2 separate regions of the Homo sapiens genome follow, and region 1 is linked to region 2. The links are chromatin loops, found by intact Hi-C in ENCODE. Cell type or tissue: Caco-2. All regions are shown on one strand. Region 1 overlaps CHD5 (chromodomain helicase DNA binding protein 5). Region 2 overlaps CHD5 (chromodomain helicase DNA binding protein 5).

What was found. Hi-C counts contacts between places; a loop is a spot of excess contacts. Peaks named below come from ENCODE experiments on the same cell type or tissue, not always from the same donor. Only the 100,000 strongest peaks of a DNase experiment are listed, where the experiment ranks them.
Region 1: a loop joins it to region 2, with 2.5 times the contacts of the local background. A loop is called at or near these places in 15 of 110 quality-filtered maps.

Annotation. Positions count from the first base shown.
Region 1 is chr1:6,104,025-6,112,024 of GRCh38, forward strand. CHD5 (chromodomain helicase DNA binding protein 5) reads right to left here. Exons shown (of 42, transcript NM_015557.3): 36 at 7,751-7,859; 37 at 6,370-6,502; 38 at 5,771-5,966; 39 at 2,592-2,755; 40 at 2,371-2,485; 41 at 2,210-2,263; 42 at 1-1,403. The coding sequence ends at 2,256. Among named protein-coding and RNA genes, the nearest start is that of KCNAB2, 62 kb to the left of the region's middle. RefSeq lists a silencer at 4,932-5,031. In Caco-2, a CTCF peak has its summit at 4,238; a DNase peak (open chromatin) is centred at 5,038.
Region 2 is chr1:6,157,765-6,165,764 of GRCh38, forward strand. CHD5 (chromodomain helicase DNA binding protein 5) reads right to left here. Exons shown (of 42, transcript NM_015557.3): 3 at 1,572-1,751. Among named protein-coding and RNA genes, the nearest start is that of CHD5, 19 kb to the right of the region's middle. RefSeq lists a silencer at 3,942-4,142 and an enhancer at 7,903-8,000. In Caco-2, no CTCF peak of the experiment used is centred here; DNase peaks (open chromatin) are centred at 137, 4,063 and 5,150.

The sequences.
Region 1 (8,000 bases), 54 kb before region 2:
TTCTGCACCCCAAGGCACCTTCCCTGGGAAGGTCCCAGTACAAGACTCAGAAACGCCTTCCAGGTCGACCTGGGGCCAGGAGAAGGATCACACACAAACAGGCCTAGGGAGGGCCTGACCTGCTCCCCATCTCCGTCCCCAACTTGGAGGGGCAGGGTCCGGGGGAGTGGGTGGGATTCCAACAACCCACATGTGGGAAGATGGTTTTGGGATGTCAGGGCGCTCCTGGCAGGAAACAAGGCAGCAAGCCCTTGGTGCTGCGGCTGGGAGGGGTCTGCAGAGGGCACTGGGTCCAGTCCCCCTCCAGGCAGAACTCTCCCCACGCCTTCCAAGAGTGCAGCCTCAGGCAAAAAGCCCCCGGGAAGGCCTTTCCAGGGACAGGGGAATGGGACAAGTCCAGGCCCCCAGGGGCAGCCCGGTTCCACCTCCGGAGGTGGGCAGGGTAGGCATCCCAGGGCACAGGGCAGGGCCAGGGTCTCCTGGGCCAGCTCAGGGCCCATGACCCTCCTTGCTGGGGCGCAGCTATCACTGCCCTTAACCACACCTCTGGCAGAAGGCAAACCCAACGCAGCAGTGGCTCCGAGGCAAGTGCTGCCCCCCCCCCAGCCCACCCTCCCTGGGATCATACGCTTCTGCCTGCTGTGAAGAGCCGGGGCCACAGGCCCCCCACTGGTAACAGAGTCCAGGGCCTTCAAGATGCGCTGGGCCGGGGACAGACACCTGCTGGCAGAGGATCCACCTCCCCACAAGGAGAGAGCAAACACCTGGCGGCCTCCAGCCTTGGCAGGAAGGAGGGGAAATGTCAGCCAGGGTCTCACCATAGGGCTGGACAGCGGCTCCCCAAACCTGCCCTGTCTGGTGCTGGGAGGCTCCAAGCGGGCAGGGGGCCAAATCAGAAGGGGCTGTCACACAGGTGCAGACAGGTCAGGTAGGGGACACTGAGGGCTCCTAGGGCACCGGGCGCCATGTCCTCCCCAGCTGGGCTGAGTCCACAGGGCAGTGCCAGGACTACCTTGGGTCTGGAACCCATCGGTAAAGAGACATCAGTGCTGCAGGTTCGAATCTTCCATACGTCATCCAACTTTTATCAAGACAAACGTGTTCAAGTCTTCAATAGGAAAGTGCAAAAGATGTACAAATAAATGAAATCTCTTCTAAGAAGTCGTCTGGAAAAGGTGGCGAGGGGGCACGTCCGGCGTGGTTGTGGGGGCAACGCTGTGTGGAAGAACACTTGAATTATGATGAGGTGGCACTTCTGGGCTCTGGCCCAGCTGAGCTGGGCCTCGTCCTCCATGTGATGGCATTACTAGGTTTCCCTTTTTGTCCCAAGGTGGCGCTGGCTCCTAAAAAGGTGGCAGCTTTTCTCTCCCATGTGGGTCGGGCAGGTGGCCCGGCAGGCGTGGCTGCAAAACGCAAATCAGTGGGTTAAGCAGGTGGGCAGTTATAGGGGGCATCAGGGTGGCACCCAACAGCCTGTAGCTGCTTCTCCACCTATCACAACCAACTATGATCGGGGTGCCCCCCAGCCATGACCTCCCAGCCACAGGCTGCCGGGCCAGGCCATGAGCTACACCCAGAGTGCCGAGAGCACCCAGGAAGCAGCAGTGGGCAGGGGCAGCCAGCCAGGAAGCCCCTCTGGAGCCTCCTCCAGCAAGACACGGTTCCCACAGGGACAGACACAGCGTAGTGGAGGCTGGTGGCCCCAGAGAAGACCAGAATGAACTGGCAGTTTCTCTGAAATAAGCCCCCTCTCCTGGCCAATAGCCCCCACAAAACCCTCAGCCACCCTCCTGGTCCTGGGCAGGAAGTGAGGGTGTAAGACAAGATGTGATGTCTGCCACCAGCAGGACAGCAGGGGCAGGACAGGGCTCCAGGCGGGGGCAGCAGTCTCTGACTTCCGCTGGGAACATGTGTGCAAATGAGAACACATGTGCACACACAGGAGCTCACCCAAGTCCACCGACCCCTTCATGTCCTGCCACCCCAGCCTCCCAGTGGACAGACACGCTGGCCACAAGGTGGTCCCAGGGCCAAGGGGGCAAGGTAGAGGGGCTCCAGGCAGGTGGGTGGCTCTCAAAGCCGCCGGAGGCAGTAAAAGCTCCAGGACTTAGGGACGGGAGTCAAGTGCAGGGGCAGGGCTGACTGTGGCCAGGCCTGGTTTGCCAGCAATGGGGTGGCGGGGAGGAACACAGCACCCAGCAGCCCTCACCTCAGCTGGAAATGAGCGCTGCAACACAGGGAAGTCTCGAGGACGGCTAGATATCTGTCAAAAAAAGAGGAGAGCCGGGCTTGCCTGACGTTGGCAGCAGCAGGCAGGCCGGGCCCGGCGGGCACCCGTGTGCATGCTGCCCGGAGCGGACGGGCACCTACCGGTCACATAGGGCCCCAGGGGCATCTGGTTGTAGTTGACAATCCCTCCCGGTCCAGGGCCCCGGAAGTTGGGCCCAAAGTTGTTGCTGTACATCTGGGAGGAGCCGAAAGCGCCCTGGAGGCAAGGACTCAGCTTCACAGGTGGTCTCAGGCCCCCCACCCAGCCTCCACCCAGGGGCACGCCAGGGGGCTCGGGCCGGGGCACACAGGCCGAGCCTGACCTGCTGGATGGTGGGGTCCCCGGCGCGGTTGGTCAGGCGGCTCAGGATGCTGCGCTCCGACATCTGCAGCCGGGCGGCCACCGGGGGGATGCGGGACAGCATGGATGGCAGCCGGGTCACGTCGGCCTTCATGTCGCTCAGCAGCTCCTCCAGCTGGTTCAGGACTGTGGTGGGAGGCGGAGGGATGGTAGGATGCAGGGATGGAGGGGTGGAGGGATGGAGGAGTGGAAGGATGGAGGGATGGAGGGGTGGAGGGGTGGAGGGGTGGAGCAGTGGAAGGATGGAGGGATGGAAGGATGGAGGGATGGAGGGGTGGAGGGGTGGAGGGATGGAGGAGAGGAGGGGTGGAGGGGTGGAAGGATGGAGGGGTGGAAGGATGGAGGGATGATGGAGGGATGATGGAGGGATAATGGAGGGAAGATGGAGGGATGGAGGAATGATGGAGCGATGGAAGGATGATGGAGGGGTGGAAGGACGGACGAATGGAGGGGTGGAAGGACGGAGGGATGGAGGGATAATGTAGGGATAATGGAGCGAAGATGGAGGGATGGAGGGAAGGTGGAGGGATGGGGGAAGATGGAGGGATGGAGGGATGATGGAGGGATGGAGGGATGATGGAGGGATGGAGGGATAATGAAGGGATGATGGAGAGATGGAGGGATGATGGTGGGATGGCGGAGTGGAGAGATGGAGGGATGATGAAAGGATGATGGTTGGATGTTGGAGGGATGGAGGGATAATGAAGGAATGATGGAGAGATGGAGGGATGATGGAGGAATGGAGGGGTGGAGAAATGGAGGGATGGAGGGATGATGGAGGAATGAAGGGATGAGGGAGGGATAATGGAGGGATGGAGGGATGATGAAGGGATGATGGATAGATGGAGGGACGATGGAGGGATGGAGCGGTGGAGAGATGGAGGGATGGAGGGATAATGAAGGGATGATGGAGAGATAAAGGGATGTAGGGATGATGAAGGGATGATGGATAGATAAAGGGATATAGGGATGAAGCGATGATGGAGGGATGAAGGGATGATGGAAAAATGAAGGGATGATGGAGGGATAATATAGGGATGGAGGGATGATGGAGAGATGGAGGGATGATGGAGGGATGAGGGATGATGGATGATGGAGAGATGGAGGGATGATGGAGGGATGGAGGGATGATGGAAGAATGAAGGGATGATGGAGGAATAATGGAGGGATGGAGGGATGATGAAGGATAATGGAGAGATGGAGGGATGGAGGGATGATGGAGGGATGGAGGGGTGGAAGGATGGAGAGATGGAGGGATAATGGAAGATGGAAGGATGGAAGGAAGGTGGAGGGACGGGATGATGGAGGGATGGAAGGATGGAGGGATGATGGAGAGATGGGGGATGGAGGGATGAAGGGACGGTGGAGGGATGGGTGATGGAGGGGTGAAGGGATGGAGGGATGGAGGGATGGAGGGATGATGGAGAGATGGAGGGATGATGGAGGGATGGTGGAGACATGGAGGCATAGAGGGATGATGGAGGGATGGAGGAATGATGGAGGGGTGGAAAGATGGAGGGATGATGGAGGGTTGGAGGGGTGGAGAGATGGAGGGATGATGGAGAGATGGACGGGTGGAAGGATGGAGGGATGGAGAGATGACGGAAGGATGATAGAGGGATGGAGTGATGATGGAGAGATGATAGAGGGAAGATGGAGAGACGGAGGGATGAAGGGATGAAGGTATGATGAAGGGATAATGGAGGGATGGAGGAATGGAAGGACGAAGGGATGATGGAGGGATGGACGGGTAGAGAGATGGAGAGATGGAAGGATGGAGAGATGATGGAGAGATGGGGGATGGGGGTGGAAGGATGGAGGGAGAATGGAAGGATGATGGAGGGATGAAGCAATGATGGAGATGATGAAGGGATGACGGAGAGATGGAAGGATGAAGGGATGGAGGTATGATGAAGGGATAATGGAGGGATGGAGGGGTGGAAGGATGGAGGGATGAAGGATGACAGAGGGATGAGGGATGGAGTGGAAGGACAGAGGCATGGAGGGATAATGGAAGGATGGAAGGATGGAGGGGTGGAAGGATGGAGGAATGGAGGGATGATGAAGGGAAGGAGGGATGATGGAGAGACAGAGGGATGGAGGGTTGGAGGCATGGAAGAATTATGGAGGGATGGAAGGATGGAGGTGTGGAAGGATGGAGGGATAAGGGATGAGGGATTGAGGGGTGAAAGAATAGAGGGATGGAGGGGTGGAAGGACGGAGGCATGGAGGGATGATGGAGGGGTGGAAGGATGGAGGCATGGAGGGATGGAGGGATGAAGGGCTGTGCCAGGGGAGGTAGCCCGAGAGCTGGGGCTTATTTGCAAGGGTGTATGACTGCACTTGCCCAGAACCGGGCACCAGGGGGTGCCCTGCACCAGGCCCTCCCAAGCTGCAGGCAGCACTGCCAAGTGGGGACACAGCAGGAGCTTCCAAAGAACTCCTCCCAGGAGCCCCTCTGGGCTGGGCAAGGGCCCACGGGCTGCAGACGAGCCAGCCAGAAGCGCTGCCTGACGCTGGGCTTCCCTCCTAAGAGTTCTCAGGGAGACCTGCAGCCCCAGGCCCTACTGGGCACAGGATCAGAGTACACCAGGGAGGGCTGCAGGGCACAGGGAGGGGTCCAGCAACTCTCACCACAGGGCCACCCCTCCCCCAACCAGCCGGGAGCCCCGAGGGCAGAAGTGTGCCCTGTGACCACAGGCAGAGATGTGCAGCCAGCACCAAAGCTCTGAATCCTGGGAGATCTTGGGCAAACTACTTCCCTTCCCACACGGGGCCAAGGAGAAGGCTCCAGGCTGATGGGTATTGCCCGGGCTAAAGACACAGTGCATTTAAGTCACGCTGTCAGGACTCAGAAGCCTTTACAGTTTCGTGGTTTTCTGTGTCACTAGCCCGGGCCGGGGCCCGCACAGAGCAGGCTTGAGAAACAGGCTGGAGAAGCAAGCAGCCTCAGTTTCCCTGCAGGGGAGATAAGGGGTCTGATGACAGGACTGTTCCATCTTGGCCCAGAAGTCCACCGCCCTCTGGGCTGACATCTGTCCCCAGCCCCTACCCCATCAGTGCCCTCATCTACAGCCAAGAGCGCTCGCTGGGCAGGAGGAAGGGCGGGGGGCTGCACCGTGGGGGGCAGGACTTGCTCACCCTTGTGCAGGACGGCATTGGCAGGCTTGTTCCCAGCAAGGGACTCCTTGGACAGGTGCTGGTGGCTCTCGGCGAGGCACTCCACTTCAGCCAGGCGGGCGTTGAGGGCCATGGCGGGGTGGTTGGGGTCCTGCGTCATGTTCAGGTACGCGGCCCTCCGGAGCTGCTCCTCAATGACCAACGCCTGCTCCAGCAGCTGGGGGCGGGGCGCAGCGTCGGCCCGGCCCCTCCCGCTGAATGGCTACCCTCCGTGCTCCACCAGCGCCCACCCCAGGCCAAGGCTCCCGGCAGAAAGGAGGGAAAGAGGACGTACTGCCATCTGCTGCCCACCCTGGCCTGGTGGTGGCCAACCCTTGGAGCTGTCACCAAGCTGGGTTCTCTGTACCCCAACACCCCAAGGCGGCAGATACTTCCCAGTGGGGCCAGGGCCAGAGCAAGGATCCACCACTGTTAGTTGATGGACATACTGCTGCTTCGTGGCAGCGTGACCCAGGTACACGGGGAGGGGTTGCTGCTCTCTAATTCCTTTGCCTTTGCGAGGGTCCTCCTGACACCGTCCCTCCCTGCCCCGTGCAGCCCTGGCCCTTCAGAAGACAGACCTTAAACCTGCGGGCCAGGAACTTGTTCTTCATCTCCAGGTAGTTGCCCTTGTGGACCTCAGACTTGAAGGGCTCGTTGAGGATCATGTACCGTGGGTCATTCTGGATGTCCTGCCAGCGGGCGTAGCCGTGCCTGGGTGGGGCACCATTAAGGGCAAACCTGGCCGTTAGAAGTGGTGGGGCCGTAGGGGGAGGCAGCTCAGGGAGGGGGAGGGGCCAGCCCGGGGGTCGGCATTCTGGCTGTACGCTCTCAGGCAAGTCCTTAAGCCCAGCTGCACGAGGAACATATTGATGACACAACAGTGACAGTATCAGCAGACACTGACAGGTGCCCTGGGTGCACCAGACACAGCCCCGGGGCTTCAGAGGGTTAACTCTTCACCCCAACAACCTGGGGTGCATACGTTTAAGTCTTGCCCCCAGTGCCTGTGAATGGGAACCTTTTTCGGAAATAGAGTATTTGCAGATGTAATGAAGTTAAGAAAGGGTCATGCTGGACTAGGGTGGGCCCTAAACTCAATGACTGGGATGCTTGTAAGAAGAGGAAAATTTGGGGCCAGGCATGGTGGCTCGCGCCTGTAATCCCAGCATTTTGGGAGGCCAAGGTGGGCAGATCACTTGAGGCCAGGAGCTCGAGACCAGCCTGGCCAACAAGGCGAAACCCCGTCTCTACTAAAATTACAAAAACTAGCTGGGAGTGGTGGTGCATGCCTGTAGTCCCAGCTACTCAGGAGGCTGAGGCAGAAGAATCACTTGAACCCAGGAGGCAGAGGTTGCAGTGAGCTGAGATCGCACCACTGCACTTCAGCCTAGGCCACAGAGCGAGACTCCATCTCAAAAAAAAAAGAAAAAGAAAAAGGCCGGGTGTGGTGGCTGACGCCTGTAATCTCAGCACTTTGGGAGGCCAAGGTGGGTGGATCACTTGAGGTCAGGAGTTCGAGACCAGCCTAGCCAACATGGTGAAACCCCGTCTCTACTAAAAATACAAAAATTAGCCAGGTGTGGTGGGGCACACCTGTAATCCCAGCTACTCAGGAGGCTGAGGCAGGAGAATCGCTTGAACCCGGGAGGCAGCAGTTGCAGTGAGCCGAGATCAAGCTGCTACACTCCAGCCTGGGTGACAGAGTGAAACTCTATCTCAAAAAAAAAAAAAAAAAGAGAGAGCAATGTGGACCCAGACAGAGACACATAAGGAAGAAGCCGGGATGACAGCGGCGGGGAGCGGGCGACACAGCAATGCCGAGGATTTCTAGCCACCGCCAGAAGTGAGGAAGATTGAGGAAGAACGAGGAAGGCTTCCCCCGGAGCTCTCAGAGGGCTCTCCCCGAGGTCCACGGAGGAACGGGCAAGTCCCTGCCCAGCCCGGCCTGGCCAAGGATACGTCACGATGCCCGCCAGCAGCCAGTAGTCATGGCGCCGGTGCCAGATGTCGTAGATTTTCCCAGAGGATACAGCAGCCCGCTCCTCGTTCTGCCACAGCGTGTGCAACTCTGGGAAACAAGCCAAGGTGAGCAGGGTGAGAAGTGCCCCAGCTCTCACGCACAGGCAGGCTTGGAGAGCCGCTCCCTCCCTACTTGCCACTGCCTCCACCCCCAGAGGTCCAGTGTTCCAGGGTGGCTAAGAAAGGTTAT
Region 2 (8,000 bases):
GAGCAGCAGGTGAGCGAGGGGATGATACTGTTACAGGGTGATCCTGAATCACTCTCTTAAGTGAAGCTTTCAGAACTGTCAGCCCCGCAGCGACGATCCGTCTCCGGTGACTCACAACACTCCACTGACTCATGAAATCACCCCAGGTGTCAGGACACCGCCAGGAAGAATCGCTCCTCCTCCCACACCTCCCAACTTCAGTTATTCACATTCATGATTTCTGCCTCACCCAACAGCAACTGTACTAATATTTACAGAGCGTTTATCTTTAAATCTGTGACCAGCCCAAACCGAGCCTTGGTGTCTCTTAAAAGAACAAAGGGAGCACAGTGTTCCTGAATGGCACTGTCACTCACCCACTGCCTGTCCACCAACCTCACCCCTGGCCTCTCCATCTCCCCAAGGAGCCCCAGGGTGCAGCCTCTGAGACTCCGGAGCACCTCAGCATGACCATAAAGGCCTGGCTTCCTTCACATCATTTCCCATGTTCCTGGGGACGCTGGGCCCAGGGGAGAGCTGGCCCATCTCTGTAGCCGCTCTGCCCCACGTGCAGTAGGAGACTCCGGGAATGCCTGCTTGGGCAGGATTTCAGAACACAAGTTCCCTTTCTACCATAAACAAAGCTGTCCAGCACTTCTTGTGGCAAAGACTCCATTTGTTGTTTTATTTTCCCGAATTGCTCCAAGCAAGAGGTTCCTGACACTAAACTTGAGCTCACACTATCTATCACTCTCCCCTAGAAATAGCTGCTCACTCAAAAATTAGCTGTGCGTGGTGATGCGTGCCTGTAGTACCAGCTACTCAGAAGGCTAAGGCAGGAGCCACTGCACTCCAGCCTGGACAACAGAGCAAAACTCCTTCTAAAAAAGAAAAAAAGAACAGGCTGGGCGCAGTGGCTCACGCCTGTAATCCCAGCACTTTGGGAGGCCAAGGCAGGCAGATCGCGAGGTCAAGAGATGGAGGCCGGGCGCGGTGGCTCACACCTGTAATCCCAGCACTTTGGGAGGCCGAGGCGGGCGGATCACGAGGTCAGGAGATCGAGACCATCCCGGCTAAAACGGTGAAACCCCATCTCTACTAAAAATACAAAAAATTAGCCGGGCGTAGTGGCGGGCGCCTGTAGTCCCAGCTACTTGGGAGGCTGAGGCAGGAGAATGGCGTGAACCCGGGAGGCGAAGCTTGCAGTGAGCCGAGATCCCGCCACTGCACTCCAGCCTGGGCGACAGAGCGAGACTCCGTCTCAAAAAAAAAAAAAAAAAAAAGAGATGGGGACCATCCTGGCCAACATGGTAAAATCCTGTCTCTACTAAAAATACAAAAATTAGCCAGGCGTGGTGGCACGCACCTGTAGTCCCAGCTACTCGGGAGGCTGAGGCAGGAGAATTGCTTGAACCTGGGAGGCGGTTGCAGTGAGCCGAGGTCACGCCACTGCACTCCAGCCTGGCAACAGAGTGAGACTCCATCACACACACACACACACACACACACACACACAGAACATACAGGCAAGAGGCTCAGCCCCCTTAAAGGGGGATGTCGCTCTGTCCCCCCAGCCAGGCCTCCACAGTTACCTTTAAGCATCCATCATCATTATCATCCTCATCCTCATCCTTCTTTTTTCGCTTGGCTTTTTTCTCCTTCTTGTCCTTGAGTTTCTTCTTCTTCTTTTTATTCGGGGAGTAGTCACTGCCTTCACTCTCCGACTTCTCTTCCAGATCCTCTTCATTCTCTGATAGCTCATCATTGCTCCCCTGGAAAAGAAGGGGGACAGTGAGGGCAACAGAGGCCCCAGGAACATCCAGAGTCCTGGGTGGCAGGACGGCCCTGAGAGCTACCTCCTGGCCCACGCTGGGGATCGACCGATCCCCATCACTCCACTCATCATCAGAGGCCACTGCTCACAGCTCAGCCCCAAAGCCCAGCCAAAGGGGCAACCCCAAGCCAGCCTGAGCCAAGTCTTGTCCCCAGGGTCTACGCCACAGGAAGCAGTAGAACCTGCAGGTGAGGCGAGGTGAGGCTCTCGTGAGAGCAGGCTTCTCCATCTGCAAGCTCGGCTCAGCCCACTCCAGCAGCCCTGCGGGTGAACTCAGGCTCCGCTTCAGTCATCATTGGGCTTCTATGGACTTTGGGGGCTGAATTAGTTTTACATGATGAGGCATGGACCCAGGAGCTGGCGGTGGAGGATGTGGTCCCAGAGTCAAAAAGCAAAGTGCACAGGAAGAGCCCCAGCCAGGGAAGGGCCCCAGCCAGAGAAGAAAAGCCCCAGCCAGGGAAGGGCCTCAGCCAGAGAAGAAGAGCCACAGCCAGGGAAGGGCCCCAGCCAGAGAAGAAGAACCCCAGCCAGGGAAGGGCCCCAGCCAGGGAAGGGCCCCAGCCAGGGAAGGGCCCCAGCAAGGGAAGAGCCCCAGCCAGGGAAGGGCCCCAGCCAGAGAAGAAGAGCCCTAGCCAGGGAAGGGCCCCAGCCAGAGAAGGGCCCCAGCCAGAGAAGGAGAGCCCCAGCCAGGGAAGGGCCCCAGCCAGAGAAGAAGAACCCCAGCCAGGGAAGGGCCCCAGCCAGGGAAGGGCCCCAGCAAGGGAAGAGCCCCAGCCAGGGAAGGGCCCCAGCCAGAGAAGAAGAGCCCTAGCCAGGGAAGGGCCCCAGCCAGAGAAGGGCCCCAGCCAGAGAAGGAGAGCCCCAGCCAGGGAAGGGCCCCAGCCAGAGAAGGAGAGCCCCAGCCAGGGAAGGGCCCCAGCCAGAGAAGGAGAGCCCCAGCCAGGGAAGGGCCGCTGCATCTCAGGCCCCAGCGCCACAGCTCTCTGCTTAAGTTCACATCCCATGGAACTGCGTTCGTCAGGTGAAACCTGTAATTAATGCAGCAGGCACATCACAGTTTTCTCCATGTGCGGACTCTGCAGACACTGCTATGGATGGCACAAGCCCACCTTCCCCCTCTCCCACCCCATCCTGGCCGCTTCCTCTCCATATGAGACAAGGTAATTTAGGCAGCTCTTAAGCTTGGCTTCCTTGATTTAGTTTCCTGTCTGTACAGGCAGAAAATGGCCCATTTATATGGAGATAAGGGCGTTTACAACCAGAGCACCCCACCAGAGAGGTGCTGCCCCTCGGAGAAAGTGGTTTACTTGTGGCCTTTAGAGACACAAGTCAACTGGCGAAGCCCTCCACAGCCCCTTCCCAGGGAGGGGCCGGGCAGCACTGCCATGATCCCCGGGGCATGCGGGGCTTGCCATGCGCAGGACTGCTGTTAACTGTTTTCGGGGTGAGCAAGGAGAGGCATGGGATGAGATTAAGACAGAACCGGAGAGATAAAAAATGAGCTCAGGAAACAGCAGTGGCCAGGAGGGAGGATGAAGGAAAGAGGGAGGGAGGGAGAAGGAAAGGAAAGGGTGGCAGAAGGAAAGAGAATGAGGAGGCAGCAAAGGCGGGGGGCCTCCCTGGATAGTCTTGGGAGGCCCCCAGCCCAACTCTGCCCTTTCAGGCCACACTGTCAAGAGGGGATGACCTGCCTTTTCCCAGGAGAGTGGCTCCAAACAGTCACATCCAACAGTTCGTGGAGGGGGAGACGGTCACTGACAGGGGAGGTGGGGGCCCCCTCTGACATCCAGCTGGGAAGCACCCCTTCCAACAGGCTGCCTGCACTTCCCTCCTCTCCTGGAAGCCCCGCTCCCTCTCCCCTGCCCACCAGCCTCCCTGCTCCCAAACCTCTTAGCCCATTAAGCCTCCAGAGTCAGCGGCGCTGCCAGCTGCCAGGCAGCAGGGCCTCTGTGCTCTTTGCTTTTCCGGAACCCGGGTGTTTCCGGGAATACTGACACAGCCACTGGCTGGGAGCCTGCTCTCAAGGCTGGAGGAGATGCTGGGCCCTGGAGCCACGGCTCCCAAGCTCGGCCTCGGTCCTTTGGGGAGGTGGAGATGAGACAGTGATGTCCACGTCCCGTTGAGGGTGTCAGAGTTTGGCCAGCTTCAAGAGACCGCCCTTCAGGAGATCTGAGAGACACGCTCTCCCTGAGCCCTCACCCCAGCAAAGGTAAGGACAAGAGAGGCCGCCATGAACTTCAGCACCACGGACAGAGGCTGGGGCTGGCCGGAGGAAGGGGCCCTGGGTGGCCTTCAGCTGCTAGAGAGCAAACCCCACAAACCTACCGAGGATGAAGTTGAGGGACCCACGGTTAATCCTACGTGGCCTGCCAGTGAGTCCCGGGCTCCCCAGGGAGGCTCTGCCCCTTGCAAGCCTGAGACTTGGCCAAGTCACTGTAGCGAGCTAAACCTCAGCTTCATCGTCTGTGAACTGGGAATGCCAGAAAGGATAGAACCAGGGAGACTGTAAGAAAATGCCTTGAGGCTGGGCGCGGTGACTCACGCTTGAAATCCCAGCACTTTGGGAGGCCGAGGCGGGCAGATCACCTAAGGTTGGGAGCTCAAGACTAGCCTGACCAACTTGGAGAAACACTTTCTCTACTGAAAAAAAAATACAAAATTAGCTGGGCATGGTGGTACATGCCTGCAATCCCAGCTACTCAGGAGGCTGAGGCAGGAGAATCGCTTGAACCTGGGAGGCGGAGGTTGCAGTGAGCCGAGATCGCACCATTGTACTCCAGCCTGGGTAATAAGAGCCAAACTCCATCTCAAAAAAAAAAAGAAAAGAAAAGAAAGAAAAGAAAATGCCTTGAACATCTGTGACCCGGGAGAAACCTAAGCACAGAGAAGCAGGGCTCTGAGCCAGGGTGGAGGGGAGGGATGGGACGTGCACCCAGGTCTCCAGGGCTGGGCCGCCTTGCTGTGTCCTGGGCAGGGGACTCGGCCAAGCCAGAGCAGGCTGCAGTCAGAATGACCCTTTCCCCCTGACACCACCACGACCACATGTAGACACCAGAGGCCGCTGGGATTCTGATAATGCCCAGAAAATGCCCAAACAACCCATGATGACCCCAGCTCTGCATGGAAGCCAAAGATACAGCCAGGACGACAAGCTGGAGGGGACACACCAAGCTCACCCCCACATTTTTGCTGTCGGGATTGGGCTCCAGCCAACTGCACAGAGGCTGCCAGCAGCTGGGGCGAGACGCGGTACAGAGGGAGCAGGACCTGGACAAGAAGGGGCTGCTGTGGCAACATCTACGGGGAGCCAACCCAGCATCTGATGGCAAGCAGTCCCCTCGGCGACCTGCAGGGGAGACCAGGAGTGGCGGCCCAGGGAGAGCCGGAAGGAGGGAGGGATAGGGAGGGGAAGGCACCTCCAGCAGCCTCCACTGTCTGGCAGGAGCAGCAGCGCATGCCACCTTGGGAGAGTAGGGCTGGCAGAAGGCCATGAGCCCAGCACTGACAGGGCTCGCCCAGCGTCCGCTCAGGGTTAAGTGGCAGAGCAGGAGGGCACAGACCCTCAGCACAGAATGGGCTCAGACAACGTCAGGCATGTCTGTTGCCCATCTGTGGCCCCTTCCCTGCTGTCACCCACTGGGGCTCAGGCAAGCCAGCAAAGCCCTCATTTCTTGGAAGCAGGTGCACTTCTCTCCCTCCTCCATCCACCTGCACTGGGGAAAGCCCAGTCGATGAGAAGGGTCTGACGCCCAAGTCCCCACCTGCCTCCCCTGCCCTGAGCCTCTGCCCTGCCTCCACCACATGGAGCCCGCACAGCTGGGCCTCCCACCTGCACCAGATATCACCTGAACCCTCCTCCCCTACCAGGGGCTGGCCGAGGGTGGGGGTGCAGGGCAGAACCCTGCATCCAGCTGTTTTGACATTCTAGAACTAGGCCTCCTTTTTGTGGTGTTTTTCCAAAATCTCTCCTTGCAGAGAAAGCTGCAAATAGTTCTGAAAACACCTAGCAGAGCAGTGGCCCATGAGCAGGACCTGGAGGGACGGAGCATCATCCAGCGGCAAGAAGGAAAGAAACGATCAAGAACCAGAGGCAGATTCACAGTTCAGTATCTCAAAACATACTGAGAGGCTCGTAGACCAAGCCACGTGCAGGGGAGGAGACAGAGACGCAGACCAATAAGTCCCTAACTAAGCCCCCGAACCAACCCAACCCTAAGGTTTGAGGGCCATCAAACCACACTGCAGGCATGAAGATACAGATGACAGTTGGCCTTCGACCTTGGCACTGACCTTTCGGCTGCAGCAGCCTTAGGCGTGACTACAGGGGACGCCCTACCAGCTAGCAGAAGAATCTTAGTGGATGTGGAGTCCCCACATGAACTCCACCTGCAAAGCTGCCTTGAATGTTATGCCCAGCCTATGTGTGCCAGGAGGCAGGGGCAGGCAGGAGGGGTCTCTGCTCTGAGCCCCCACCCTGCTGAGGGCACAGCATGTGGTCGCAGCCCTGGGGATCCCAATGGACAGTCCCGCCACCCTTCCTCCTTCCCAGCTCCGCAGATGTTTCTTGGCAGAGGCCTCCCACCTCCATCTCCCTTCCCTCTAGGCCCGATGCTCCGCACACGCACCGCATCTCCTAAAAACGGAGACATTTAAACTCATAAGGAAGGGTGCGGAGAGTGGGTCATTCTCCATTTGGGGTCCTTCAAGATTGAGAGGGAAAAGGGAAGAATGAAATAGGAGCCTTCCCATTCACGAGTGTTATAAACAGTTATAATTTAGCACTGAATAATTGGTTGCTATGGTAACCGCTGCAGTACAGGTTGAAATCATTTCTCCCTCCTGCGCTCGCTAGGGTCTGACAGGGAGCTTCATCTACATATGCTCAGGTTCCGGCTGCAGCCCGGTTATTTTATGTAAATCAGAATCCACGACTTGCTGCCGGCCTCCCCCCACTAACAAACTGCTGCTTGCGGCCCACCTGCCCTGGCCCCTTCACCCCGTCATCTTGGAGCCACCTGGTTGGAGGCAGAGAGGGGCAGAGGGGTGAAATTCCCTTGTCTTTATCCTGGGGCTCCTAGTCTGCCAGGCAGGTGGGCAAAGGGGCACCCGGCAGCTGGGCCACAGTGTGCTCCAGACCCCTTAAGATCTGACAGCTGGCCCGAGCCAGGCTCTCAAATGCAGGGGAGGGGGCACCTCTGGAGGCCTCTTGTCCATCCCAGCCCCCTTCCCCTTCCAAGAACCAGAGCTGCATCTCAGTAGAGAGAAGGAGAGAGGGTGAGGAAGGGGTGGAGCAAATCAAAGAGAGGGAGAGAAATGAGGGTACAGGGGGAAGAGAGAAAAGACGGCAAAGGAGAGAGAGGAGATGCCGAGAGGTTACCAAGGTGGACACCAAGCACAGGCCAGAGGGAATGACCAAGTCTGAGACCCAGAGAGAGACAGACAGACAAGAGCCAGAGAGAGATAAGGACCTGGACAAAAACAAAAACATATTGTCAGAGAAAGAAGCGGGAGGGAAGACCTGGGCCAGTTGGAAAAGGGAAGGCTCAGCGTGATCATGGCCCTGGGAATGAGAGCGTCGGAGAACCAGCCCTCCCAGGTCTCAAAGACCCCCTGGCCCCCAGCCCCCAGGCCTCGCCCCTGTCCAGGCGCTGCCCACCTCCCAAGCCTCCCTAGCCAGGGCTGGTGCTGTACCCTGAGCCCAGGAGACGGGAGGGGAGCCAGCCCTATCTGGGGAGGATGGGGGCTCCCACAGGGCTCCCACAGGTCTCTGCTGCACCCCACTGGGTCCTTCTTCTGCATTTGGAAGTCAGGCCCACCCAGCCCAGTGGCCTGAGACCCAGGCCCAGGTGACACTGCCCCTCTTGGCCTAGACTCCCACCCAGCTTCTAAGTCAGAGGAGGTGGGCAGTGGGTGCACAGGTAGGAGTCCCTGCCATGGACCACGAGGCCTCGGGGTCCTAAAATCCACATCACCCCGAGCCCATGGAGCCCAGGTCTGAGGAGTGAGGGCGGGGATGGCAGCAGAGCAAGATTTTACAGCCTCCACCAGACAGTCTCGGTGTCTTCATCCCAGGGCCTTGCAGCTCCAGAGCCATCTACCCCATGCCCAGCACAAAGACCGACCTCTGGGGCCAGGGGACAGCGGCCACAGCAGCAGAAGAGGAGGGCGGGGCTGCAGCAGGGAATTC